2 separate regions of the Homo sapiens genome follow, and region 2 is linked to region 1. A link is an interaction called in ENCODE POLR2A ChIA-PET data of the cell type or tissue named here. Cell type or tissue: K562. All regions are shown on one strand. Links, peaks and the distances in the headings refer to the core of each region. The heading gives the core; the rest is flanking DNA.

What was found. ChIA-PET counts read pairs that join two places held together with the same protein. Peaks named below come from ENCODE experiments on the same cell type or tissue, not always from the same donor. Only the 100,000 strongest peaks of a DNase experiment are listed, where the experiment ranks them.
Region 2: POLR2A ChIA-PET joins it to region 1 with 5 read pairs; 12 of 35 experiments call an interaction of 5 or more read pairs at or near these places.

Annotation. Positions count from the first base shown.
Region 1 is chr15:64,719,767-64,725,138 of GRCh38, reverse strand. It overlaps LOC124903507 (a long non-coding RNA gene), which reads right to left. Exons shown (of 3, transcript XR_007064679.1): 3 at 4,570-5,372. Among named protein-coding and RNA genes, the nearest start is that of OAZ2, 19 kb to the right of the region's middle. In K562, for the core only: no CTCF peak of the experiment used is centred there; no DNase peak of the experiment used is centred there.
Region 2 is chr15:64,799,267-64,804,638 of GRCh38, reverse strand. No RefSeq gene overlaps it. Among named protein-coding and RNA genes, the nearest start is that of PIF1, 24 kb to the left of the region's middle. RefSeq lists an enhancer at 4,475-5,372. In K562, for the core only: no CTCF peak of the experiment used is centred there; a DNase peak (open chromatin) is centred at 2,458.

The DNA.
Region 1 (5,372 bases), core at 212-5,211:
GTGCAAGCCACCATGCCCAGATAATTTTTGTGTTTTTAGTAGAGACGGGGTTTCACCATGTTGGTCAGGCTGTTCTGGAACTCCTGACCTTGTGATCTGCCCGCCTCGACCTCTCAAAGTGCTGGGATTACAGGCATGAGCCACCGCACCTGGCCTAATTTTTTGTGTTTTTAGTAGAGACGGTGTTTTGCTATGTTGGCCAGGCTGGTCTTAGACCTCTTGCCTGAAGTGATCCTCCCGCCTCAGCCTCCCAAAGTGTGGGATTACAGGTGTGAGCCATCGTGCCTGGCTAATTTTTGTATTTTTAGTAGAGATGGGGTTTTGCCATGTTGCTCCGGTTGGTCTCAAACTCCTGGGCTTAAGTGATCCACCTACCTCAGCCTCCCAAAGTGCTAGGATTATAGGCATGAGCCATCATGCCTGGCCCTTCATCCTAGATCTTAGGAGATCTAGTATGTTGTTGATCTGGTATTTGGTATGTTGGAGATCTGGTATTTGGTATGTTGGGAGATCTTGTATTTGGTATGTTGGGAGAGCTGGTATTTGGTATGTTAGGTGATCTGGTATTTGGTATGTTGGAGATCTGGTATTTGGTATGTTGGAGATCTGGTATTTGGTATGTTGGTGATCTGGTATTCGGTATGTTGGGAGATCTGGTATTTGGTTTGTTGGTGATCTGGTATTTGGTTTGTTGGTTGATCTGATATTTGGTATGTTGGGAGATCTGGTATTTGGTATGCTAGGTGATCTGGTATTTAGTATGTTGGAGATCTGGTATTTGGTATGTTGGAGATCTGGTATTTGGTATGTTGGAGATCTGGTATTTGGTATGTTGGTGATCTGGTATTTGGTATGTTGGTGATCTGGTATTTGGTATGTTGGGAGATCTGGTATTTGGTTTGTTGGTGATCTGGTATTTGGTTTGTTGGTTGATCTGATGTTTGGTATGTTGGGAGATCTGGTATTTGGTATATTGTCTTGATGTGTAAAAATCTCTGGGAATTCAAACAGAAACAGTTTGAAATAGTGATTTCAATATTGAGAAAGTGAATGACTCAAATGACTGTATTATAGATCCTTTCTACAAACTAAAGCTTTCCCAATATTTTGCTTTTGAATGGAAGGACCTGAAACAAATTTTGTTGTCATCTGCTTGATGATTAGGTGGTATTGAGTGACTCTGCTAGAACTTCTTCCTTTCCCAGGTACTTATGTGAATAAGATACCTCAGCATTACCATGTGTGAGATTGAAACGTTGAAATAAAATTGAGCCTAGCCAGGTGTGGCGGTATGTACCTGTAGTCCCAGCTACTCAGGAGACTGAGGCAGGAGGATCACTTGAGCCTAGAAGTTTGAGGCTGCAGTGAACTACGATCATGCCTGTGAATAGCTACTGCACTCCAGCCTGGGCAACACAGTCAGACTGTCTCAAAAAAAAAAAAAAAAAAAAAAGACAACAATAACAACGAAAACACAGCCTAAGCATAATGGCTCATACCTGTAATCCCAGCACTTTGAGAGGCCAAGGCTTGAGCCCAGGAGACCAGCCTGGGCAACAAAGTGAGTCCCTGTCTCTACAAAAAATTAGTTGAGCATGGTCATGCACACCTGTATTCCCATGTACGTGGGAGGCTGAGGCAGGAGACTGCCTGAGCCCAAGAGGTCGAGGCTGCAGTGAACCACATTTGCACCACTGCACTCCAGCCTAGGCAACAGAGCAAGACTCTGTCTCAGAAAAACAACCAACCAGCCAACAAAAACATTGATGCTTATCACTGTCTCACTCTAGCATGAGAACATCTCTCTCAATATAAGTTGTATTTCCTATACAATTTTGTGTCTTATATTTAAGAATTCTTGGCCGGGTGCAGTTGCTCACGCCTGTAATCCTAGCTAGCACTTTGGGAGTCTGAGGTGGGTGGATCACCTGAGGTCAGGAGTTTGAGACTAGCCTGACCAACATGGAGAAACCCTGTCTCTACTAATAATACAAAAATTAGCTGGGCGTGGTGGTGCATGCCTATAATCCCAGCTACTCGGGAGGCTGAGGCAGGAGAATCGCTGGAACCCGGGAGGCAGAGCTTGCGGTGAGCTGATATCGCGCCACTGCACTCCAGTCTGGGCAACAAGAGTGAAACTCCATCTTGGGGGAAAAAAAAAATGCTGGGCGCAGTGGCTCACGCCTATAATCCCAGCACTTTGGGAGGCTGAGGTGGGTGGATCACCTGAGGTCAGGTGTTCAAGATCTGCCTGGCCAACATGGTGAAACCCTGTCTCTGCTCAAAATTCAAAAATTAGCTGGGCGTGGTGGCAGGCACCTATAATCCCAGCTACTGGGGAGGCTGAGGCTGGAGAATCGCTTGAACCCGGGAGGCGGAGATTGCTGTAAGCTGAGATTGTGCCATTGCACTCCAGCCTGGGCTGGGCAACACAGCAAGACTGCATCTCAAAAAAAAAAAAAAAAAAAAAAAAGGGATAAAGTACATATTGTATTAGGAAAGCATTATGTGAGAGAAGTAAAAAGAAAATACAAGTTCAAGGAGAAAAAGGAGTGATGTAAAATTTCCTGTGCTAAAGAACAGCTTACTTTTTCTTTTTTTCTTTCTTTCTTTTTTTTTTTTTTTTGAGAGGGAGTCTCACTCTGTCGCCCAGGCTAGAGTGCAGTGGCATGATCTTGGCTCACTGCAACTTCCGACACCTGGGTTCAAGCGATTCTCTTGCCTCAGCCTCCCAAGCAGCTGGGATTACATGCACACGCCACCACGCCTGGCTATTTTTTGTATTTTTAGTAGAGACAGGGTTTCACCATGTTGGCCAGGCTGGTCTCAAACTCCTGACCTCAAGTGATCCGCCCGCCTCTGCCTCTCAAAGCGCTGGGATTACAGGCGTGAGCCACTGCACCTGGCCTCTTTTTCTTTCTTTTTTTTGAGACAGAGTCTCACTCTGTCACCCAGGCTGGAGTGCACTGGGTTGATCTCAACTCACTGCAATCTCTGCCTCCGAGGTTCAAGCAATTCTAATGCCTCAGCCTCCTGAGTTGTTGGGATTACAGGTACGCATCACCATGCCCGGCTAATTTTTGTACTTTTAGTAGAGATGGGGTTTTGCTTTGTTGGCCAGGCTGGACTCAAACTCCTGGCCTCAAGCAATCTGCCCACTGCCTCGGCCTCCCATAGTGCTGGGATTACAGGCATGAGTCACTGTGTCCAGCTTCAATATTTCTAATACAAAAAAAAATTGCAAAGAAATCACATCCTTCGAAACTGTTTTTATATTTTTTTGTAGAGACAGGGTCTCAGTCTATCACTCAGGCTGGAATGCAGTGGTATGATCATTATTCACTGTAACCTTGAGCACCTGGCCTCAAGCAATCCTCCCACCATAGCCTCCCAAAGTGCTTGGATTACAGATATGTCCCACTGTGCCCAGCCTTTTGCAACTATTTAAACATGGTTAAAATTTTTTTTAAATCAAATTTTAAAATTTCCCCTTTTTTTTTTTTTTTGAGACAGAGTTTTGCTCTTGTCTCCCAGGTTGGAGTGCAATGGTGTGATCCCTACTCACTGCAACCTCCGCCTCCTGGGTTCAAGCGATTCTTTGGCCTCACCCTCCCGAGTAGCTGGGATTACAGGCACCTGCCACCACGCCCGGCTAATTTTTGTATTTATAGTAGAGACGGGGTTTCACCATGTTGTCCAGGCTGGTCTTGAACTCCTGACCTCAGGTGATCCACCCACCTCGGCCTCCCAAAGTGCTGGGATTACAGGCGTGAGCCACCATGCCCAGCCTAAAAACTTCACTTTTAAAACAAGCTTTATTGAAGGGGTACATAATTTTTAAAAATGTTTAGGGTATGCATGAGCTAAATTATTGAAAGACTACAGTCTTGAGAGATGAGCTAGAGGTTGCTTGACAAAGGAGGAGGAGAAAGACGTTCTTTGTAGGAGAAAGAGGGTTCTGTGAGTGGACTTGTTCATGGAAGGGAGTAATCTGAGATAAACTGGAAATGTATCCATCCTGGGCAACAGAGAGATACCCTATCTCTACAAAAAATACAAAAAGTAGCTGGGCATGGTGGCATGTACCTGTAGTCCCAGCTACTCAGGAGGCTAAGGCAGGGTGTATCACCTGAGCCCAGGAGGTGGAGGTTGCAGTGAGCTGAGATCACGCTATTGCACTCCAGCCTGGGCACTGGAGTGAGACCATGTCTTAAAAAAAAAAAAAAAAAAGGCCAGGCGTGGTGGCTCACGCCTGTAATCCCAGCACTTTGGGAGGCCGAGGCAGGTGGATCACGAGGTCAGGAGATCGAGACCATCCTGCCTAACACAGTGAAACCCTGTCTCTACTAAAAATACAAAAAAAAAAAAAAAAAAAAAAAATTAGCTGGGCGTGGTGGCAGGTGCCTGTAGTCCCAGCTACTCAGGAGGCTGAGGCAGGAGAATGGTGTGAACTCGGGAGGCGGAGCTTGCAGCCTGGGTGACAAGAGTGAGACTCCGTCTCAAAAAAAAAAAAAAAAAAAACCTGGAAATGTAAGTTGGGGTCAGACTCACAGGAACTAGGCTGAGGCATTTCTGTTTATTATTAATTTTAATTACGCAAGTTTTGCATGATTACAATCTCCTTGTAAAAAACTGAAGCTTTATGAATAGGCCTGGGACTGTCACTTCCATTTCTGGTCTCCAGAGGTGACCTTGGTTTTCAGTTGATGCAAGTTCATCTGGCACATGCTGCAGGTCTCTCTGTGACAGAATGTCCGAGCTAAGGAGTTTTAGCTTCTTCACAGGGTCATTGGCAACCAGGGGCTGGGGTGGAGCTGAGAATTTCTACAGGACTTATTACTCCTTTGTGTTTTGCAACTGGGGTTGCTCACTTAGATAATAAGAGTTGTGATTTGGGAGTGAGGGAAGGAGTTGGGGGTAATTTTGGCGCAAGGCCTGTGACACTGTATTGTCAGCAGCTGTCATTAAGCACTGTGCCACTGGAAGGTAGAAGGGAGGGTGCAGAAAAGCTGATGGGAGGACATGAAATCCCATCTTTATTTGCTTATAGATAGGCCTGGCTGGGGTAGAAATGTGCTCGCTACAAACAGTGGCCCTCTTAGTTTCTTTCGTGTCCCCACTTTTTTTTTTTTTTTTTTTTAGTAGAGATGGGGTTTCTCCATGTTGCCCAGTTTGGTCTTAAACTCCTGGGCTCAAGTGATCCACCTGCCTCGGCCTCCCGAAGTGCTGGGATTACAGGCGTGAGCCACCACACCTGGCCATATCCCCACTTTTGAATGAGACGAGGGTACAGAAAACAGTGTAATAACCATTCAAGTGTGATGAGCAACAGCAACTCATACTCGGCCTCACTGCTGGAGACAATACAGAGT
Region 2 (5,372 bases), core at 129-5,128, 80 kb before region 1:
GCTGATGGCTTAACCAGCAGTCCCAGCTTTTCTGCACTGAACAGAAAGCCTACTCGTCCCACCTCACTCTCCTTCATCCAAGTTGACCAGGTCCTCCAAGTTTGGTTCAAGTCTTCTTTTCCTCCAAAAAGGCCAGTTCAGTTCCCCTCTGTGAACTGGAGCTCCTACAGGGCTGGACTTCCACTTGCCTGCCTCCATCAGCAGCTCCTACCATCCTGTGGGAATGCAGAGCTAGGGGCTCCAGGAGACCCAGCTACTAGGACATTTGATGAGGAAGTGGCTGGGTCTGAGGGCTCATTCCCACAGAACATGACTCCTCCTGCCCCAGAGCTGTTTTTGACACGGGATTATCTTTGACCTTCAGAAACATCCTTGCTGCCAACTCTAAAAAAGCTCAGAGTTGGCCAGTCGCGGTGGCTCATGCTTGTAATCCTAGCACTTTGGGAGGCCGAGGCAGGTGGATCACGAGGTCAAGAGATCAAGACCATCCCTGGCCAACATGGTGAAATCCCATCTCTACTAAAAATACAAAAAAATTAGCTGGGCATGGTGGCATGCACCTGTAGTCCCAGCTACCCAGGAGACTGAGGCGGGAGAACCACTTGAACCGAGGAGGCAGAGGTTGCACTGAGCCAAGATCGTGCCACTGCTCTCCAGTCTGGCGACAGAGCGAGACTCTGTCTCAAGGAAAAAAAAAAAAACAAACAAACCCAGAGTTGGGCTTCAGGACATACACTCAGCTGGAGGTTTTAGACCCCATCTTACCCTGTTTCAGTGATTGACCAAATGAATGTTCAGGGCCAGATGACCTTCCCCAAAGGCACAGGAAGGAATAGCTAGCAGGAAATACAATTTGTTAGAAGATACCACTAAGGGAAGAGAAGCCAGAACCTACCAGTTTGGCATCTTCCTACTCTGGGGTCTGAACTGCATCAGCCACTTACTTCAAGCCTCAGTTTTCTCATCAGTAAAATGGGAATAATGATACCGATTTCATCCTACATGAGAATTAAATGATATATGCAAAGTGCTTTGCTTTGCATTTATCAGATGGATCCCCTGTTTCAATAAGAACTGTAGCTACTATTTTTTGTTCTTTTTTTTTTTTTTTTTTGAGATGGAGTTTCACTCTTGTCGTCCAGGCTGGAGTAGAATGGCGCAATCTCAGCTCACTGCAACCTCTGCCTCTCGGGTTCAAGAGATTATTCTGCCTCAGCCTCCCGAGTAGCTGGGATTACAGATGCCTGCCACCGCACCCGGCTAATTTTTGTATTTTTAGTAGAGACGGGGTTTCATCATATTGATCAGGCTGGTCTCAAACTCCTGACCTCAAGTGATCCGCCTGTCTCAGCCTCACAAAGTGCTGGGATTACAGGCGTGAGCCACCGTGCCCAGCCTCAGCCTAATTTTTTGTATTTTTAGTAGAGTCAGGGGCTTCACCATGTCGGCCAGGCTGGTCTCAAACTCCTGACCTCAGGTGATCCACCCACCTCGGCCTCCCAAAATGCTGGTATTACAGATGTGAGCCACCACACCCGGCCCATTTTTTGTTCATTTATGAAGTGCCAGGCCTTGAGCTAAACACTTTGCATATATTATTATGAAGTGACATAAATGAACAAAAAATTCATTGACAAGGTGGGAGGGGAGTGTGCGGAAGTGGAGAGGCACAAACGCAGAGTTTGCTTAGCCAGAGGTGGGCAGGCGGTGAATAGCTAGAGTAAAATCACAACGTCCCAAGTGTGGTGCTAAGCAGTCTACATACATTATTCCATTTATTTGTTTATTTTTATTTTGTTTATTTATTTATTTTGAAACTGAGTCTTGCTCTCTTGCCCAGGCTGAAGTGCAGTGGCATGATCTCGGCTCACTGCAACCTCTGCCTCCCAGGTTCAAGTGATTCTTCTGCCTCAGCCTCCCCAGTAGCTGGGACTACAGGCATGCGACACCACACCCAGCTCATTTTTGTATTTTTAGTAGAGATGGGGTTTTGCCATGTTGCTCAGGCTAGGATTGAACTCATGAGCTCTCAAGTGATCTGCCCACCTGGGCCTCCCAAAGTGCTGGGATTACAGGCATGAGCCACTGCACCCAGCCCATTATTTCATTTAAATCTCAGCTTCTTCCTCTGTCAAAAGTAGTGGTTTTGAACAGAAGCTTCCCAAGTCCTTTCTAGTTTAGTGAGTACTTACAGAATGTTTTAAATCTACAAAGTATTTTTCACTTTATAGCGCCGACCACTATTTAGTTCTGTGTTCTAATAGTTGTCAGTGGCTGCACAAGTAGATGCAGAACTAGAACCAGGGAGGATGGCTAGGTTTTTCCCCAGAGCCCAGTGGCAGGAGGCTCTGAGCCCGGTGGGCAAGAGCTGAAGGCCCACACGGGCCAGGGAGGGCACGCCCCTTGAAGGCAACGACGTCATGGAAGCTTGGCTCTGGCTTCCAGCCAGCATCCGGTTCTATCTGGTTGTGCTGGGGCCCAGAGGACTGGGTCTGGAACTCATCAGCCCCACCTGTCAGCCCTCCCCTGGCCGGCAAGCAGGGGCCTTTGGTTATCACTAAGGAGAGTGAGGCTGAGGGTGAGCTGAACATGGGCACAATCCAGAGGCCCAATATCCCATCCCCGCTGGACAACTCAGGGGAGGGGGCTGTGTTCCTCAGCCAGGCACCCGCAATTTGACTGAGCTCTATTATGTGACAGGCACCATGAAGTATGCAAAGACCTCATTTATTCATTCAGTAAATATTTATTGAACACTTAACAGTGTGCCTGGCCCTGAGCTGGTTCCAGAGAATCACAAAAATTCCTGCCTGGCCAGGCGCGGTGGCTCACGCCTGTAATCCCAGCACTTTGGGAGGCCTAGATGGGAGGATCCCTTGAGCCCAAGAGTTTGAGCCCAGCCTGGACAACATAGTGAGATCCTATCTCTAAATTTTTTTTTTTTGAGACACAGTCTCACTCTGTTGCCAGGCTGGAGTGCAGTGGTGCTTAGTAGAGACAGGGTTTCACCATGTTGGCCAGGATGGCCTCGATCTCTTGACCTCATGATCCACCTGCCTCAGCCTCCCAAAGTGCTGGGATTACAAGCGTGAAAAAAAAAATTTTAAGGTTAAAAAAGTAAAAAAAGGTCGGGTACGGTGGCTCACACCTGTAATCCCAGTACTTTGGGAAGCTGAGGCAGGTGGATCACGAGGTCAGGAGATTGAGACCATCCTTGCTAGCACAGTGAAACCCCATCACTACTAAAAATACAAAAAATTAGCCGGGCGTGGTGGCGGGCGCCTGTAGTCCCAGCTACTCTAGAGGCTGAGGCAGGAGAATGGCATGAACCCGGTAGGCGGAGTTTGCAGTGAGCAGAGATCGCCACTGCACTCCAGCCTGGGCGACACAGCGAGACTCCGTCTCAAAAAAAAAAAAAAAAGTAAAAAAAAAAGTCTGGCTCTATTCTAGTAGAAGAAGCTGTAAAATAAAGCAGAAATGTGATGGGAAATTAAAAAGAGAGTGATTCACTTTACATAGAGTAGTCAGAGAAGGCCCCTTTGAGCTGAGGGAGGAAAGTAGAGCTAGAAAGACCATTCTAGACAAAGGAAAAATTGTGCAAAGACCCCAAGGCAGGAAAATTTGGAGTGTTTGGAGAGTTGTAAGACAAATGGAAGGTGGGCACACACTAAGCTCTTCCTCAATAAATGCCAGCTAAAGAAATTAATAAATGATTGTAAGGATTTCTGCTTCTAGACAAGATGATTTACATTCCCACCTAAAAACAACTAAAATACTCCCCAAAGTATGTGAAACATGGTTCTCAAGACATTGAAACCCATAAGATGAAAAATAGTGATTCCAGAGAGTCAGCAAACAAATGAGGAAAACCCTACAAATGCCCCACCTTGCTGCCTAAAGAAAATTTCCAGGGCCGGGCACCGTGACTCACACTTGTAATCCCAGCACTTTCAGAGGCCAAGGTGGAAGGATCATTTGAGACCAGCCTGGGCAGCATAGTGAGACCCTGTCTCTGCAAAAACAAATGTAAAACAGGCAGGCATGTGCCTGTTTTACAATGTAAATGTAAACAAATGTAAAACAGGTGGCAAGTGCCTGAAGTCCCAGCTATTTAGGAGGCTGAGGCAGGAGGATCACTTGAGCCCAGGAGGTCAAGGCTACAGTGAGCTATGATAATGCCACTGCACTCCAGCCTGGTAACAGAGCAAGGCCCTGTCTCCAAAACATTATATTAATAATATAATTTGGCCGGGCATGGTGGCTCACACCTGTGATCCCAGCACTTTGGGAGGCCAAGGCAGGCAAATCACCTTAGTTTAGGAGTTTGAGACCAGCCTGGCCAACATGGAGAAACCCCGTCTTTACTAAAAATACAAAAATTAGCCAGGTTTGGTGGCAGGCCCCTATAATCCCATGTACTTAGGAGGCTGAGGCAGGAGAATCGCTTGAACCTGGGAGGCAGAAGTTGCAGTGAGCTGAGACCCACGCCATTGCACTCCATCCAGGGCAACAAGAGCGGAACTCCGTCTCAAAAAAAAAAATGTACCTCTCCCTCTCCCCCTCCCCCTCCCCCTCTCCCTACGGTCTCCCTCTCCCTCTCTTTCCACGGTCTCCCTCTGATGCCGAGCCGAAGCTGGACTGTACTGCTGCCATCTCGGCTCACTGCAACCTCCCTGCCTGATTCTCCTGCCTCAGCCTGCCGAGTGCCTGCGATTGCAGGCGCGCGCCGCCACGCCTGACTGGTTTTCGTATTTTTTTGGTGGAGACGTGGTTTCGCTGTGTTGGCCAGGCTGGTCTCCAGCTCCTAACCGCGAGTGATCCGCCAGCCTCAGCCTCCGGAGGTGCCGGGATTGCAGACGGTGTCTGGTTCACTCAGTGCTCAATGGTGCCCAGGCTGAAGTGCAGTGGCGTGATCTCGGCTTGCTACAACCTCCACCTCCCAGCCGCCTGCCTTGGCCTCCCAAAGTGCCCAGAGTGCAGCCTCTGCCCGGCCGCCACCCCGTCTAGGAAGTGAGGAGCGTCTCTGCCTGGCCGCCCATCGTCTGGGATGTGAGGAGCCCCTCTGCCTGGCTGCCCAGTCTGGAAAGTGAGGAGCGTCTCTGCTGGGCCGCCATCCCATCTAGGAAGTGAGGAGCGCCTCTTCCCGGCCGCCATCCCATCTAGGAAGTGAGGAGCGTCTCTGCCCGGCCACCCATCGTCTGAGATGTGGGGAGCGCCTTTGCCCCGCCGCCCCGTCTGGGATGTGAGGAGCGCCTCTGCCCGGCCGCGACCCCGTCTGGGAGGTGAGGAGCGTCTCTGCCCAGCCACCCCGTCTGAGAAGGGAGGAGACCCTCCGCCTGGCAGCCGCCCCATCTGAGAAGTGAGGAGCCCCT